2 separate regions of the Homo sapiens genome follow, and region 1 is linked to region 2. The links are chromatin loops, found by intact Hi-C in ENCODE. Cell type or tissue: chondrocyte. All regions are shown on one strand. Each heading gives the region's core, and the rest is flanking DNA. Links, peaks and the distances in the headings are about the cores only. Region 1 overlaps AMDHD1 (amidohydrolase domain containing 1). Region 2 overlaps SNRPF-DT (SNRPF divergent transcript).

Region 1 (9,183 bases), core at 636-8,635, 150 kb before region 2:
TGATGTGTCTTGAACGCTGCTGGGAAGCTCTATTGCTGAGATTGAGAAGACCTTAGAAACGGAAGGACACTCTTCATCAGAGGACATTAATTCATTTGACAAGCATCTAGAAAATGAACTACTTGGGGAAAGGAAATACTATTTGCTTAACAGAAGGCTATATTTTAGCTTCATTGGGGCGTATCACTTAGATTTCTTTCGATCCCTCAATGTTCACTAAATATAGTTTAAAAACTGAGATGTGAAATACAGACACAAAATGGAAATTTTAAGCCAAGCCTACTTTTCCCCACAAAGGCATTTTTGTGATACCCCACCATATTAATCTACAGAATATTTGTAACCAATATTTGTGAACTAATTGGATGTTTTGTGATTTTAATCACAATAGGTTTACCTGTTTATATGTCAAATGCATGTGTTAAATGAAAATAAATCTATCCCTTGGGTTTTTTGAGTGACTTAAAAAGACATTGAAGTACATTTAGGTTTAAGTGATATAATTCTTGTAAATATTAAGGTGTTTTAACTTTTAATATAACTATATTGACTTATTTCATATAGTCAAAAAGTCTTCTCTTTTCAAATCTATCATGTTTTATAGATGAGTTTTCCTTTAGCTATAACATATTCAATTAATTCATGATGGCCTCCGAACTGGTAAATCAAATGCTCCCATCTAGAAAAAAAAAAAAAAACAACAAATATTACTTCAATGTGTGCAAGTAAAAATTATTACTTTATCAATAAATGCTAATTTTAAAATGCATTCCCTACACATTTATTTACACCCAGTCAATGGTATTTGGGCTTTCTAAAAAACCGTATATAACTAACTGGTCTATGGTAAATCAAACATTGTTTAATAATATCATTTAAGTACTTGATCTTAAAATATTTGCTTCATTAAATGATACATAAATGTCACCATCAGCATTATATCCAATACAGGGAGTGGTTTCTGATCATGGAGAGAATTTTAAAGCAGGTGTCTCTGGAGGACTTGAGGTCCAAGGGCTGCAATGGGCTCGTAAGAGTCAAGTAGCCATAGGATTTACAACTTGTAGGTCTAGAACAGTAAAACCCTGATATGGTTTGCTGCTATGTGCCCACCCAAATCTCATTTTGAATTGTAGCTTCCATAATTCCCACATTGTGGGAGGGACCCAGTGGGAGGTAATTGAATCATGGGAGTGGGTCTTTCCCATGCTGTTCTCATGATAGTGAATAAATCTCACAAGATTTGATGTTTTTATGAATGGGAGTTCCCCTGCACACGCTCTCTTGACTGCTGCCATTTAAGACATGACATTGCTCCTCCTTTGCTTTCCGCCATGATTGTGAGGCCTCCCCAGCCATGTAGAACTGTGAGTCGATTAAACCTCTTTCCTTTATAAATTACCCAGTCTCGGTATGTCTTTATTAGCAGTGTGATAACAGACTAATATTACACTGGAGGCCCAGGTGGCAACAGACTATGGGTGGGTGAGTGATAAGTCACCAGGAACAAGAAAACTAAGTTTAAGCTTTTGGGAGCCAGTCGGCATGAGAAATCAGAGAGGGAATGAATCAGAACCAAAGTGAGAAGCCAGAGTTGGGAGCAAGTTGAAAATCAGAAGCCGAGCAGAAAAACACAAACACATGCCAGAGGGCACAACCCGGCCAAAGTCCAGGTAAACAGAGCAGAAATCTGGAAATCTACGAAAAATACCAGACAGATGAAGAGATCTTGAAAACTTGGTCTACCCTGTTGTTTAGGGTCTGTCAGTAGATTTGCTCTTTGGAAAGGGATCAAGATAGAGGGGACTGGATAGTGTCTGAGTCCAGACAGAGTCTGACACTAATAATTAGTGGAAAAGGGATTTAGGCCTCATCTGCATACTTCAGTGGGCATAATATAAAAGAGCTAAGTTGAAGCACACTCACCGGGATGAATTGATGATAATGAGATCTCCCTGTTTGCCAACTTCCAACGATCCGTGTGTGTGAGACTTTCCCAGTGCATAAGCTGCATTGATGGTGGCAGCGGCCAAGGCCTCAGGCATGGACATTCTCATGTTTACACAGGCCAGATGCATGACCATTGGCTAAGGCAGGAAGAGAAAAGTGTTGGAGGAAAGTGACATATGGCAACTGCAATTTAAAACATTTCTCAACACAGCACAACAAATAGAGGCAGTTAAAGGTATAGGAGGAATTGGCTCAGTTGCAATGGGAAAAATCTAAGTTTATACATAAAGATTCTTAGACTTTGGAAAAGATTACTTTATTATAGGGATTGCGTATTTAATATTTATTGACAACTTTTCAAGACCACTTACTGCACACAATGAAGTTCACTTCCATACTTACTAAGACCTCTTGGAGTTTATGCTATTCTCTGGAGAAAGGAAATGGGTTACTGTAAAACTACAATACTCAAAGCTGAATCAGAAAATAATGCATGTAGAAGCTTCTCTCCTCTCTCTATGCCTGCAGGCATTTATGTGGGACAGAAAAATCCAATTACACTGCTGTCTACCCCTTTTTTTCTTGTTTCACAGAAAAATATTTTTAGATTTTTTATACTGTTTTAAAAGCTAGTGAAATATTTTTAAATTATTTATATGCTTGGTAGATACTCTGCTCAGAAAGGTACATGAAAAAAATAATTACCATTGAAAAGCAATATGCATTGGGGTTGAAATCACTTCCCAGAGCAACTATTACTCCTTCATCTAACATCTTCCTGGCTCGAGGTTGTTTCAGTCTAAGGGGAGGAAAAAAATATGTCAGTCTCTAGAATGGGAGCTTTTGTAGAATAGCTGTTCAGAACAGAAGAGAACTTGAGACAGTCAACGCCTTCATATTCTGGAAGAAGAAGCAGAAACTCAAGATTAAATGATTAGTGGTAGAGTTACATATATAATCCAAGGACTCCTGATTTTTATCATTCTGCTTTTGCAGTTACTTAGATATGACTAACATTTAATTAATGATTGTTTATCTCATCCATCTTTTTACATATTAAGGCATTCTTGCAAAGGGAGGAAAATATAACTTACAAATGGTTTTGGAATTTAATAAGCTTTTTGGTGACTCCCAAATTAAATAATAAATGAGGTTACACTATGCTTTTTTTTTTTTTTTTTTTTTTGAGATGGAATCTCTGTCTCTTGCCCAGGCTGGAGTGCAGTGGCACGATCTCGGCTCACTCCAACTTCTACCTTCTGGGTTCAAGCGATTCTCCTGCCTCAGCCTCCCGAGTAGTTGGGACTACAGGCACCCACCACCACGCCCAGGTAATTTTTATATTTTTAGTAGAGATGGGGTTTCACCATGGTGGCCAGGCTGGTCTCAAACTCCTGACCTCAGGTGATCCACCCACCTTGGCCTCCCAAAGTGCTGGGATTACAGGCATGAGCCACTGTGCCCAGCCACAATATGCTATTTTTATTAGTTTCCATTTTGCAATTTCCTATTCACATCTCTCCCTTTGCCCTCTTTTTTTTTTTTTTTTTTTTTTTGCCTCAAACATCTCTGTAGGTCCTTTAAAATCTTGAAGGCCCAAGAATTTAGTGTGTAAAATGTTTATACTTCTTCCTGGATTAGGCATCCCCTTGACCTCCCTGGTGAAATATTCTTTATTCTTTAAGACATATCTCAAAAGTGTTACATCAAAAATAAACAAAGCCTAAAAGCTCGTTAAAGCAATGAGGACAGATTTAATTTGGGAATAACAGCTGCAATAGAGAAAGAGTCCAGCAGAGATAATTCTCATCCTAGAGTCACTCCCAGTCTATGATCGATCATTTGTAGGACCACTTAAAATGTTTTTCAACAACGTATGAGAGGAGGTGAGTGAAGCAGAGACAGAGAGTGAGGAAAGGGTACAGCTTCAAATGTCCCTGCAAGTCATTTGAATGGCCCTCCCCCCCTTCCATAAATACTTAGGGGTAAAAGAGGAAAAAGTGAGGCTGTAAAAGTATTAGGGCACTCCATAAAAACCAAGGTGAATATTTCCTGAATACATTTAAATATTACATGCAAATTTACATAAAATACATGATTAAAGCAAGCCCTTAAGTAGCATAAGGCAATGGTTATTCTGGAAATGAGAGTCAAGAGAGGGTTCAGGGGAGAGCAGGGGGCCCTGCTGGTCTCTCCTGATGCAGAGATCAGAAAAATATAGAAACGAGAAGCCAGAAAGCAGAGTGTGGCCTTCACTTCGACTGCCCCTGTGGTCCTAATAGGAGGCTAAACCTGTCTGTGGCAATGGCAGATGACAGCCTCCGCTGGTATAGGAACAAAGTTCAGACTTTTAATGCTGAATTGCCCTCCAGTACCACAAAGTCTTAGGCTTTTGCTCCATGTCAAGAGATTCAAGACTAGTTAAAGAAAGGCCTTTTTTTTTTTTTTTTTTAAGATGGAATCTCACTCACTCTGTTGCCCAGGCTGAAGTGCAGAGGTATGATCTTGGCTCCCTGCAACCTCTCCCTCCTGGGTTCAAGGGATTCTCCTGCCTCAGCCTCCCGAGTAGTTGGGACTACAGGCGCGCGCCACCATGCCCAGCTAAATTTGTATTTTAATAGAGACGGAGTTCAACCATGTTGGCCAGTCTGGTCTTGAACTCTTGGCCTCAAGTGATCTGCCCACCTCGGCTTCCCAAAAGTACTGGGATTACAGGCGTGAGCCACTGTGCCCAGCCGAAGAAAGCCTTTTCTTTCCAAAAAAATAAAAAACAAAAAACTTATTTCTTGGGTGGTGGAGACAAATATTGATTGATGACTTAGACTGATGACACTTGAAATGTATAAGACGTTGGTCATACCAAGAACCGTTATTGATATTTCCTGATTATAGTCTACATTGTGTTTACTCTTTAAGAGAATAGTAATAATAATAAAAATGTATAATATCATACATGTGCATATAAAATCATAGTAGATTTGAGAAAAGCACTGAAGTATTCCTTTCTTCGCCCTTCTAAAAGTTACTTGGAGCCTGGTCTTACCTAACCTCAGTACAATTCATGTCTTGGGCTGGATAATTCTTTGTTTTGGGAGCTGTTCTGTGCAATGAGGACTGTTTAGCAGCAACCCTGGCCTCTACCCACTAGATGCCAGTAGCATCCCCTAGTTGTGACAACTAGAAATGTCTCGAGACATTGCCAAATGTCCCCTGAGGGACAAAATTACCCTGGGGTTGAGAACCACTGTCTTAACTGCAGAATCACTCCCCATGAAAAAGACCACATGTCCTAGCTACACAGAAAGCACCTAGTCCTAAGAGAAGATAAACTTCCTCTTGACTGCTGGCCTCCCAGACCACAATCTTGGATATCATATAAGTAAGTGGTACAATGGGAAGTGTCAGAAGACCTCAGATCTCATATTGGTTAGAATCAGAGCAACAGTAATAACAGACGAACTAAGTATATTCAATTCATAGACAGCATACAGCAAAATATCTGGGGAGATTTTATAAAATATATGTCTCCTCTTTCCTCCCACCCCCAGGATTTATAAAGATTTATGGCAATTATGGTACCCACTAACATCCCTTTAGAAAACAGCTCATGCAGATTCTGAATACTGCTAAATATCTTTAACATCTTATGCATATATTTAAAAGTATAGCACCTATTTCATTATTTACTAATTATAAAAGTAATGCATAGTAATTCTTTTTAATTGAAAAATTCCAAAATCCATGAAAAAAAAGAAAAAGAAAAAGAAAGCACCATCTTCCTCAATAATCCTGCCACTCAAAGGCAATCTGGGTCTAAGTTCCTTCCTCAGAGAAATTCGTTTACGAACATCAGTCCAGGGTTGGCATCTTCATTAGCTGAGTTTTCTTCATCTGCATTTTTAAGGGATTTGTAAGGGCAATGAAATAATGTCTGGGCACTTTGGACGTCTGTGTCTTCACAGCTTGTACTTGCAGCTCTTGGTCTGGGGTGAGAAACGACCTTACCTCAGCATGTAGGCTGTGGTGGGCAGAAGGATGGCAGAGCACCTGGCCGTTGCCATGGCAACGATGCCTTCATCACTCACTTCTTCCAGGTGGCTGATTGCCTGCGCTCCCAGTTCAGCCCCAAGCTAAGGAGAATGGGCAGAGAGGGAAAGATTTAACAAATAGCAACAACGAATCCATGAAGTTCCATTAAATTGCTTTGTTTGTTTTATTTTTGAGACGGAGTCTTGCTCTGTAGCCAGGCTGGGTGCAGTAGTGCAATCTCAGCTCACTGCAACCTCCGCCTCCTGGGTTCAAGCAATTCTCCCACCTCAGCCTCCCGAGCAGCTAGGGCCACAGGCGTGTGCCACCATGCCCAGCTAACTTTTGTATTTTTAGTAGAGATGGGGTTTCACCATGTTGGCCAGGATAGTCTGGATCTCTTGACCTCGTGATCCGCCTGCCTCGGACTCCAAAAGTGCTAGGATTACAGGCGTGAGCCACCGAGCATGGCCTAAATTGTTTTTCCCATAAAGAGAAACAGCGTTTTATTATTAAGATTTCTTGCCAACCAACCGTTGTAAGCCCAATCCCCCAAATGGGTAAAGGGTTTGTAATGGGCACTCATTTGAAAATTAGCTAGTGGGCTACTTCAAAAACTATTCTTAAACACAAATCCTTCAGACATTTTCTGAAACAGAAAACTTTATGAATCTTATGGATCAGAGGTGAGATAAGGGGATCTAGAGCTATTTGGGAGAATTGGGAGGAATTGGTGTTTGCATGAAATGCGGTAGGTGAGGGAGAGGCAGCAGTCAAAATGATATCCAAGATTTTGACTTAAGCGACAGACAGGTGATGGCGTCATTTACTGAAGCAGAAAATGGGACAAGACTTGGAAGAAATACGAAGAGATCAAGCTGGATATAAGCCAGTTAAGAGGCATGCAGGTGGGGTATCTATGTCTGTATTTATGCCCCAAGGGCTTGTTTATTTAGGTCTCAGGCTTTAGAGGAGAGAAGCCTAGACTCATGATTGTAGGGACTTTGTCTTACTGCTGATTTCTCAATGCCTAAAACAGTGCCTGGCACACAGTATTCATTCAAATATTTGTTGAAAGGATGAATAAGTGAATTAATTTGAGCAAAGATATATGGATTTGAAAATCATCTTGTGGCTATTTTTGGTGTGCTCCACTAAAATGATTTGGATGCTGCCACAGAAAGATCTGAAAAGGTACAAGTGAAATTAATATACTGTGCTAGTGTGGCTTTGTGTGCCAAGCAAAATACTTTAGAAATTTAGTAAAAGAGATCACTGAGGTAATTCTTTTTCTTTTCTTTCCTTTTTTTTTTTGAGATGGAGTCTTGCTCTGTCCCCCAGGCTGGAGTGCAGTGGCATGATCTCGGCTCACTGCAACCTGTGCCTCCCAGTTCAAGCAATTCTCCTGCCTCAGCCTCCCGAGTAGCTGGGATTACAGGCGCGTGCCACCACGCTAATTTTTTATATTTTTAGTAGATATGGGGTTTCACCGTGTTAGCCAGGCTGGTCTCAAACTCCTGACCTCGTGATCAACCCACCTCGGCCTCCCAAAGTGCTGGGATTACAGGTGTGAGCTACCGCGCCCAGCCAATTCTTTTGCTATTAATACTAATATCACCAGTGGATGATAATGAAAGTAAATCATCAGCAAAAAAGTAAGTTTTTAATAGAGGTCAGGGTTTTCAAGTCTCAACCAGACCAATCTGTACATTGTTCAAACAAATTTCCCCATTCAATATCTTTTCAGAGGGCTTTGAAGAAACTAATTAAGTTTCCCATAGCATGAATGTGCAAGAATGAATGTTGACGAGGGAAAAACTAAAAGTCAACCACACCTCAGCAGCCTTCATCGGGTGGAGTTCATCCCCATGGAAGTTAATCTGTAACCCTATATCTTTTCCACGTTGAAGAATCCTTCTGGTGGAATCGAGATCAAAGACACCTTTCTCACAAAATACGTCTATATTGTCCACGTGTATTTCCCCATTTCTGCCAAGTTCCTTCAGCTTTGGGAGGTGGTTATTGATGATGTCATCAGCAGCTTCAGTAGCAGTTTTTCCTCTGGGGAAGAAAATGAGATTGCCATGGGCAAATATTAAAAACAAAACACAAAAAGACAGGGTAATCTGGCACTTGAAGAACCTGAGGAGCAGTAGAGGTAAATGACTTCAAGCCTCAGAAAGGTAGAGAAAGACTCAAAGCTACAACTATGGGCTCTTAACTATTGGGCCATGTCTACATAGTGGAGGTATTGACAAGACTTCTGTATGCACTGACCCTATGCACAGAGACTCAAATGGTTTATCCATTCTGGCATACCTGTGTTACCTTTGGGGATGCCAGCAAGGCTACCTGGCTGAAAAGCTTAATTTGGCCAGGCACAGTGACTCATGCCTGTAATCCCAGCACTTTGGGAGGCCGAGATGGGCAGATCACTTGAGGTCAGGAGTTTGAGACCAGCCTGGCCAAAATGGCAAAACCCCGTCTCTACTAAAAGTATCGGGGCATGGTGGCATGCATCTGTAATCCCAGTTACTCAGGAGGCTGAGGCAAGAGAATTGCTTGAGCCAGGGAGGCGGAGGTTGCAGTGAGCCGAGATCGCACCACTGCACTCCAGCCTGGGCGACAGAGCAAGACTCCGCCTCAAAAAAAAAAAAAAAAAAAAAAAGCATAATCTTCCTGTCAAGGACACTCAGAGGGCATCCTGGATACTCCCCCTGATGACCCACCTGTGGTCCCCTTACCTGAGTCCAGCTATCACCCTGCCTTTTTCTTCCTCCACAATGTTTCCTGAAGCACCTGCCTTAGCTTTCTGTCTCACTATCTGGGGGTATGGGGGAGGAGGATAGTAGGAGGCTGTGAAATTCTCTCTAAAATTCTGGTGGAGTTGGGCATGGTACCTCATGCCTATAATCCCAGCAACTGGGGAGGCTGAGGCAAAAGGATTGCTTGAGCCCAGGAGTTTGAGGCTGCAGTGAGCTATGATTGCACCACTGCACTCCAGCATGGGCAGCAGAGCAAGACCCTGTCTCTAAAAAAAAATTAACAATAAGAAGAGTAGATAAAATAAAGTTCTGCAGTAGTTATATGTTAGAAAAGCCTGGGCTTTTAGAGTCTGGTAGACACAGAGCTCTACCACATGGTGGCCACGTAACTTAGGAGATGCTCTTTAGCTGTTATTTGAGCTCAGGCTTTACCAATGGGAAT
Region 2 (9,183 bases), core at 629-8,628:
AGATTCCGCATCCTATGCCATGACATATTAACTGGAGGGATGCAATCTGATGTGGCAGTGTGATGTGCCATGCTATTATATTCACGTTTATCTTTCTTCTTAGTGCTTATCCTAATGAAACATTTGAGATATTTATACCATTGCATAACAAATGGGCTTGTCATTTGTGCTTTGCAATAGAAGATGTTGACTTCAAGTACTATCATATTAGGTTAAAGATGTGTGAAGGATAGGCTGGGTGTGGTGGCTCACGCCTATAAATCTCAGCACTTTGGGAGGCTGAGGGGTGGATCACTTGAGCCTAGGAGTTTGAGACCAGCCTGGGCAATATGGCAAACCCCATCTCTACAAAAAATACAAAAATTAGCTGGGCATTGTGGCTTGTGCCTGTAGTTCCAGCAACTTGGGTGGTTGAGGTGGGAGGATAGTTTGAGCCTGGTGGATAGAGAGGGACAGAGGTTGCAGTGAGTTGAGATTGTGCCATTGCACTCCAGCCTGGGCGATAGATAGAACCAGACCTTGTCTCAAAAAAAAAAAAAAAAAAAAAGATGTATGAAGGACAGCAAGAGGCTAGGCAAGGCATAATGGAGTTCACCCTGAAGTTCAGTTAGTACAGAGTGGAGGCCCCAAGTATGCAACTCGGGCCGGAAAGATGACAAGTTTGGTGGAAATAAAAAATGTGTAGTCAGGAGGCTTGGGTTTCATTCTTTTGTGTCACTAATTTTGTGATCCTGGCTAACTACATAAAATCCTCCTCATCTGTAAAAGGAAATCATGCAGAGCTGTCTAACGGTTGAATGAGATACCACATATGAAAATGCTTCATACAGCCTCTGACATCATAGGCACTCAACGAATACAAGTTCAAGGTAAATATGATTTGTGAGCACAGAGAAAACACCAAACTAGACAGTCAAGAGGTCAACACAAGAGGAAGCAAAAACCACAGGATACATCTAAAGTGACCAACCATCCAGGCCAAGTTTGCCAGGGATGGTCACAGTTTTAGCACATAAAGTCTTGCATTTGGGGAAACCAGGTAGTTTGGTCCTGGGAAAACCAGGATGGTTGGCCATCCTAGCTCAGAACCTAGAATAGGAGCGCAAACAACAAGGATTGGACCCCAAGAAAAAACAAATGGCCAGAACGCAGGAATGGAGTATGGAAACACTAGGAATAATGGTCCTGATGCTGACCAATATTTCTCAGACAACAGATAGCAAAACAGGCTCAGCATGTGAGTAGGGATGAACCCATAGGTGGAAGTCAGTATACACACCTGACTTAACTGAGGGAACCTCAGGAGCCAGGTAGTGCTATGCAAGACAAATCTTACAAAGTTATTATTTTTTTCTTTTTTAAAGATCTGTCACTCAGGCTTGAGTGCAGTGGTGCCATCAAAGCTCACTGCGGCCTAAAACTCCTGGGCTCAAGCAATCCTCCTGCCTCAGCCTCCCAAATAATGCAATGGCAGACACATCACTGTGCTGGGCTAATTTTAGAAAAGTTTTTGTAGAGATGGGAGTCTCACTTTGTTTTCGAGGCTAGTCTCGAACTCCTGGCCTCAAGCAATCCTCCTGCCTTGACCTCCAAAAGTATTGGAATTACAGGTGTGAACACTGTGCCTGGCCCCAAATTAATTTCATAAGTGACTTTGGTGATGAGCTAAAATGAACAATGAGGAAAGGATGGTTTCTTCAATAAATAATGCTAGGACAGTCATTATCCATGATACAAAAGGAATCGAATTTTCTACCTCACACAATACAGAAAAGTTTATAATTTAGAAACCTAAATAAGGAAAAAAAAACTTTAAACATTTTAAGAGAAAATAAAGGAGAAAAGCTTAATAAAGATTTTAAGGCCAGGCACAGTGTCTCAAGCCTGTAATCCCAGCACTTTGGGAGGCCGAAGCAGGCAGATCACTTGAGGTCAGGAGTTCGAGACCAACCTGGCCAACATTGTGAAACACCATCTCTACTAAAAATACAAAAATTAGCTGGGCATCGTGATAGACGCCTGTAATCCCAGCTACTTAGGAGGCTGAGGTAGGAGAATCACTTGAACCCCAAAGGCAGAGGTTACAGTGAGCCAAGATCGTGCCACTGCACTCCAGCCTGGGCAACAGAGCAAGACACCGCCTCAAAAAAAAGGAAAAAGATTTTAAAATAAGCAATAAAAAGGGAAAGATTCATAAAGTTGATTATTTTTTGTTTATTTATTTATTTATTTTTTTGAGACAAAGTCTTGCTCTGTCGCCCAGGCTGGAGTGCAGTGGCACAATCTCGGCTCACTGCAGCCTCTGCCTCCTGGGTTCCAAGTGATCCTCCTGCCTCAGCCTCCTGGGTAGCTGGGATTACAGGCACACACCACCACGCCTGGCTAATTTTTGTATTTTTAGTAGAGACAGATTTCACCAGGTTGGCCAGGCTGGTCTCAAACTCCTGACCTCGGGTGATCCACCTGCCTTGACCTCCCAAATTGCTGGGATTACAGGCATGAGCCACCGCGCCCAGCCAAAGTCGATTGCTTTAAAATGAAAAGATGCCATGAACACAGTGAACAGCCAAGCCATAAACTGAGAAACAATATTTGCAATATATCAAGCCTACAAAGTACTTATATCAGCAAGTACTTAAAGGAAAATGCCAGCAATCCAGTAGGCATAGAATAGGAATAGGCAATTCACGGAAGAAACTTCAGTAGTAAAAACATATTTTTAAAAAGCTCGGCCGGGTGCGGTGGCTCACACCTGTAATCCCAGCACTTTGGGAGGCCGAGGCGGGTGGATCACAAGGTCAGGAGATCGAGACCATCCTGGCTAACACGGTGAAACCCCGTCTCTACTAAAAATACAAAAAATTAGCTCGGCGTGGTGGCAGGCGTCTGTAGTCCCAGCTACTCGGGAGGCTGAGGCAGGAGAATGGCGTGAGCCTGGGAGGCGGAGCTTGCAGTGAGCCGAGATCGCGCCACTGCATTCCAGCCTGGGCGACAGAGCGAGACTGTCTCAAAATAAATGAATAAATAAATAAATAAGTAACTCAGTTTTACTACTTGTCAGAGAAATGCAAATTGAAACCACAATGAGATAAGATTTTACATCAAGCAGATTGTCAGAAATTAAAAAGCCTGGCAATACCAAGTGCTGGCGAGAATGTGAAGCCACAGAAGTTTTCTTACACTTCTACTAGGGTGTAAATTGGTACAACCATCTTGGAGAGCAAATGCTCAATAGCTAGAGATGTTTTGAAAGTATACACTTGTGCAATACCTCCTCGTTGTGCAGTCTAGAGAAACTCGCAAATGTGTGCACAATGGGTCACGTATAAGAGTGTTCACTGTAGCATGGTTTGTAAGAGCAAGAGACTGAAAACACTCTGAATGTCCATCAGCTGTAAATTAAATAAATTGTTGTACAATTCATTCAATGGAATGCTAACATACAGCAGTTACAGTAAATGACTGAAGTTAGATGACCAATATCACGAAATCTCCAAAGCATAATATTAAACTAGAAAAAGTAAGTTGCAGAAATATTTGTACCATATGGTATCCCTTATATCAGCTATAAAATATGTGCAATATTATAAATTTTATGTGTACACAAATATGTAATAAAAATACAAAAAGTCACAGAGATAATAAACCAAATATTGATTACTTCTAAAGAGAACAAGATGGACATGAAATCAGAAATAGTTAATAAGGCATCAAATGTGTCTATTACATTTTATGTTTAAAATATCTGATGTAAGTAAAGCAAAACGTTAAGATTTGACAGAGTTGGGTGGTAGATACGTAACTGTTATTTCATTCTCTAGACTTTTCTGTAGGCGTTAAGCATTTTATTTTGAAAAAATAAAAACAATGTTATTAGCATTTAAATTCAGATTATTTCAGAATTACTCTAAAATATTTTTAAAAGCAAAACTATGCTTTCCGGAGTTGGCAACTTAACAAAGCCAAGTTTAACAGTCTGTTCAAAGAAAGTTAAAGTATGCCTTGTCCTGACACATATTTCACTGCCACTTAACCAACACTAGATGTCACTTTACTTCATGCATTTCATTTGAGAGTTTCTGGTTGAAATTAGATAAACTTGGGTATGTTTTATCATTTTCTTTCTCCAGTAGATACAGAGAATTATGAAAAATGAAAATGTTCTCTGCTATATATCCATCCAGAAAGACAAAGGACACGTGTATTTGGGTTTATCCTTTTATCCTTGGCACATACTGCTTATAATAGGGTTGCAAAAGTATTGTTAACCAAATAAACAAAGGATACAAGAAACTTTCGCAGAAGAAATGTTTAATATCCCCAATATGTATATAATTACATTTGGAACAGTTTTTCCTTCAAACGGCAGCGAGCTGTTGAAAGCACACCTTCCAGGGATTTGCAAGGGAAAGGTTACGACTCTAATTTCAAAGCCCGGCTTGTGGTCAGTGGAGAGAAGACACCATTTCAGATCTTTCAACCCAAAATTGTATCTCAGTTCATTGGAGCATTGGATCTCCAATAAGGACTGACAAATAAGAACTCCTTAAATCAATAATTGAACCTTTTTAGAAGGAGAGTGACCTTTGATAATCATGAAAATCGTGAACTCTCTGGAAATTTTCATCTAAACATATAAAAATCAGCCAGGTGCAGTGCCTCACACCTGTAATCCCAGCACTTTGGGGGCCACGGTTGGCGGATCACTTGAGGACAGGAGCTTGAGACCAGACAGGCCAACACAGTGAAACTTTGTTGCTACCAAAAAAATACAAAAATTAGCTGGGCTTGATGGCACGTTCTTGTAGTCCCATCTACTCGGGAGGCTAAGGCAGGAGAATCGCTTGAACCTGAGAGGTAGAGGTTGCAGTGAGCTGAGATCACACCACTGTACCCCAGCCTGGGTGACAGAGTGAGACCCTGCCTCAAAAAATTTTTTTATGAAAACATACAATTGTTACATGCAGGTTTTGCAGATTTGCAGACCTCCTAAAAGCTCATGCATGGACTCCAGATCAGGACCCCTTGACCAGAATGGATAAAAGCACTTGCCCAGGTTCCTTTCCCAAGCTTTCTTAAACTCTGCCAATAACTAGAATTTCAGCTGAGGCTGGCACGTATCATGTGAACTAAACAACGTGACTACGCAAATGAATGGAATGGAAACCAACCCTGTAAATTCAGGTAATTAACCAAACGTGGGCAGTGTCTACTTTGGAAATATTTGACTTATGGATAACAGTCAAAGTGTTTATATGTACATTTTTTCTAAGAATAATTAAGAAAAGAAAAAAGTAATAGATTTGTTTGCTGAAATATTTATTTGGAAGCTTGTTTTTCCGTGGGGAGCAAACCAAATCCTAGGAGTTGCTCCACATAATGTTTTCTAGTGCCTGAATAATTGTCCAACTGTTTTCATTTTACACCTTCTAACCGGAAAGAACTAGTTTATAATTTTGTTACTGACTTTCTTGCATCATAAATATTACAGAATAGCCCAAACTAGGTGAAATTAGTTCATTGTATGAATACAAATTAATGAAATTTCACTACATTATGTAAAGATACTCTAAATCAAATAAGCTTGAACTGCAGAGTCTTTCCCTCCAAATCAAATAAGCTTGAAACTCCTTTATATTCTTTGTTCTAGAGTCTTTCCTTATTAAAAAGACTTCTTAGGCTGGGCACGATGGCTCAAACCTGTAATCCCAGCACTTTTGGAGGCCAGAAGTTTGAGACCAGCCTGGGCAACATAGTGAGACCCTGCCTCTACAAAAAAGTTTTAGAAAATTAGCCAGGTGTGGTGGCACTGCCTATGGTCCCATCTACTTGGGAGGCTGAGGTGGGAGGATTGCTTGAGCCTGGGAGGTTGAGGCTGCGGTGAGCCATGATTGCACCACTGTACTCCAGCCTGGGCAACAGAGTCAGACTGTCTCAAAAGAAAAAAAGACCTCTTTCCAGGGACACTCTGTTCTGTTAGCCACATATCAAGTTTTCAAAAACAGGTGTTGAATGACAAAGAGGGTTCTTCTTCTTCTTCTTCTTCTTCTTCTTCTTCTTCTTCTTCTTCTTCTTTTTTTTTTTTTTAGTGAAACGGAGTTTCATTCTGTTGCCCAGAATAGAGGGTAGTGGTGTGATCGTGGCTCACTGCAGCCTTGACCTCCTGGGCTCAAGTGATCCTGTTACTTCAGGCTCTGAAGTAGGAAGGACTATAAGAAGGTGTCACCATGCTCAGCTAATTTTTTTTTTTTTTTTTTTGAGACAGAGTCTCACTCTGTTGCCCAAGCTGGAGTACAGTGGCATGATCTTGGCTCACTGCAACTTACGCCTCCTGGGTTCAAGCAATTCTCCTCCCTCAGCCTCCCGAATAGCTGGGACTACAGATGCCGCCACCACACCCAGCTAATTTTTGTATTTTTAGTAGAGATGGGGTTTCACCATGTTGGCCAGGCTGGTCTCGAACTCCTGACCTCAGGTGATCCACCCGCCTTGGCCTCCAAAAGTGCTGGGATTACAGGCATGAGCCACCACGCCCAACTGCTCAGCCAATTTTTAAAATTTTTTGTATTGATGGTGTCTTGCTACGTTGCCAAGGCTGTTCTCAAACTCCTGGGTTTAAGCAATCCTCCTGCCTCAGTCCCCCAAAGTGTTGGGATTACAGGTGTGGGCCACCACACCTGGTCAGCATTCTTCTTTATCATGATCACCCTGTTACTGAAAGTACGTTATAGGCTATAGTTACAATAGATAAATTGGGCCAATTTTTAAGAAGTATCATTTTACTCACTGGAGATTATGTTAACGCCATGAGAATGGTAAAACCAGGGTTTGTTTTTCTTCTGTTATGCAACTTTGCTATATGTACTAGGCATATAAAGTAAAACAGTAGTATATTAGAGTCCTGATTTGGTGCAGTGATCATTTATAGGCTTAGCTGGTCATAGCACCCATTGTGAAATTACATGCGGAAAATGGATCCTGTTTTAAGAGAACAGAATCTAACTTGGATTCTAATTCTTCAACCACCAAAAACTTCCACACCTCTTTCTAGGAGATACAGAAAAATATATGCCCTTTATTGGAGTCATAAAGAGCTCTACATTCAGAGTTCTGTTTCCTTAAGGCAAAGAACCTGAATGCTAACCCTTCTTTGTTTGTAATTGACAAAAACCGTAGGATGTTTTCTTAAAGAAAATTATCATTATATATATATTTTTCTCCAGAGTTAAAATGTTGATACTGATAATTTTCTTTAAGAAAATATCTTAGGGATATTGTCAATTACAAACAAAGGAGGGTCAGTACTCAGGCATTTTAACTCTGGAGAAAAGTTTATATTTTCACAACTAAATACTTCACCATTTATCCAATAAAATCTGTAAATTTTCAGTTATTGATTTAACTATTTCTCTCTGACTTTAGAACTTGATATCATTTGACTGTTATCACAAGTACTTGATTTAATGGCCATGTTTTTCTCTAGACGATATCATCCTACATGAGTCATGGTAGGCTTAGTCAACAGACTTGTATTTCTTTTTGTTTGTTTGTTTGTTTGTTTGTTTTTGAGACAGAGTCTCACTCTGTCACCAGGCTGGAGTGCAGTGGCGCGATCTCACCTCACTGCCACCCCTGCCTCCCAGGTTCAAGCAATTCTCCTGCCGCAGCCTCCCAAGTAGCTGGGACTACAGGCATGCACCACCACGCCCAGCTAATTTTTGTATTTTTAGTAGAGATGGTGTTTCACTATTGGCCAGGATGGTCTCGATCTCTTGAACTCATGATTTGCCCACCTCGGCCTCCCAAAGTGTTGGGATTACAGACATGAGCCACTGCTCCTGACCTTGTATTTCTATTTCTATAGCCATGATTCTATAATCTTATTTGATCATTCCATCAATTTATGGTTCTGTAGTAAAATATTTTGTTTGTATATGTTCATATCATGTACCAAATGTAAGTGTTCATTTTACCATAATTTCTTGACACTTTAAAAATTGTTAGCATTTTCTAAAGTTTAGAATTATTCAGCTTGGGGGGAAGTTCAGTGAGGACTGCTGGTGGTGGATAGCATGAGACCTGGGTAATACTGAAAACAGCTCTGTGTCTAAGCTGCTCCTTGGATCAATAGACTTTCTTTCTGGGCCAAATTATAGCTCCTTTTCATTGACAGGTGAACATCTCAATATCTTGTAGCCTTTTCTCCTTCTTAGAAAACATGATAGAAATAAATGGGTGAATCCAAAGCAGTATAATTTTAGCAAACAGAAAAGATATTACACTCCTTCTGGAGTGTAATGGCATGATCATAGTTTACTGTAGCCTCGGGGCTTGAGTGAGCCTCCCACTTCAGCCTCCTGAGTAGCTGGAACTATAGGTTTGTGCCACCATGCCTGGCTAATTTTTGTTATCTTTAGTAGAGACGAGGTCTCAGTATGTCACCCAGGCTGGTCTCCAACTCCTGAGCTTAAGCAATCCTCCCTCTTCTGTCTCCCAAAGTGCTAGGATTACAGGTGTGAGCCATCACGCCCAGCCCCTTATTAATTTTAAACTTTCATGTATTCCTTTGGAGAATGTCTTTCTTGCCCCTTTTTAGCATATCCAAACCTTATCATAGTCGCCATCCAGCTTTTTTTTTCTTTTTCTGGGTCTCCCAGTCTCTAGCATGTTTTATTGCCTTATAGTAGTTTCTCATTGCTTTATGTGCAAATTATTACATGCCAAATCAGATTGTATGCCTCTTGAGAACAATCTTGTGCTTTATTTACCAAGCTTGGTAAACGCTGAATATATAATCTACTTTCCTTGCATTTAATTATCACTAAAGAGTTGATTCCCAATTTACTTTATCCCCTACCATTTATGCATTTTGTTGGGAAATGTTTACTTATGTGCTGGGAAACATAAATAAAGCCCAAGATTGTTCTCAAGAGGCTTACAATCTGATACAAATTCATAAACTTTCTTAAAACATTATGAGATTTTTTTTTTGCTTTTTTCTTTTTCTTTTTCTTTTTTTTTTTTTAGCTCATCAGCTTTCTTTAGTGTTAGTGTATTTTATGTGTGGCGCAAGACACTTCTTCTTCTTCCAGTGTGGCTCAGGAAAGCCAAAAGACTGGACACCCCTGCATTAGACTATTAATAAGCAGTTCTTATTTCTGAAGAAGCTTTGGGTCATATTCT

What was found. Hi-C counts contacts between places; a loop is a spot of excess contacts. Peaks named below come from ENCODE experiments on the same cell type or tissue, not always from the same donor. Only the 100,000 strongest peaks of a DNase experiment are listed, where the experiment ranks them.
Region 1: a loop joins it to region 2, with 3 times the contacts of the local background. A loop is called at or near these places in 5 of 110 quality-filtered maps.

Annotation. Positions count from the first base shown.
Region 1 is chr12:95,959,252-95,968,434 of GRCh38, reverse strand. It overlaps AMDHD1 (amidohydrolase domain containing 1), which reads right to left. Exons shown (of 9, transcript NM_152435.3): 5 at 7,812-8,037; 6 at 5,956-6,080; 7 at 2,656-2,749; 8 at 1,927-2,087; 9 at 1-679. The coding sequence ends at 592. Among named protein-coding and RNA genes, the nearest start is that of AMDHD1, 21 kb to the right of the region's middle. RefSeq lists an enhancer at 1,799-2,283. In chondrocyte, for the core only: a CTCF peak has its summit at 5,094 (motif pointing right); no DNase peak of the experiment used is centred there.
Region 2 is chr12:95,810,674-95,819,856 of GRCh38, reverse strand. All of the region lies in intron 2 of SNRPF-DT (SNRPF divergent transcript), which reads left to right. The region is part of intron 1 of LINC02410 (long intergenic non-protein coding RNA 2410); the gene reads right to left. Among named protein-coding and RNA genes, the nearest start is that of LINC02410, 12 kb to the right of the region's middle. In chondrocyte, for the core only: CTCF peaks have their summits at 3,838 and 4,044; no DNase peak of the experiment used is centred there.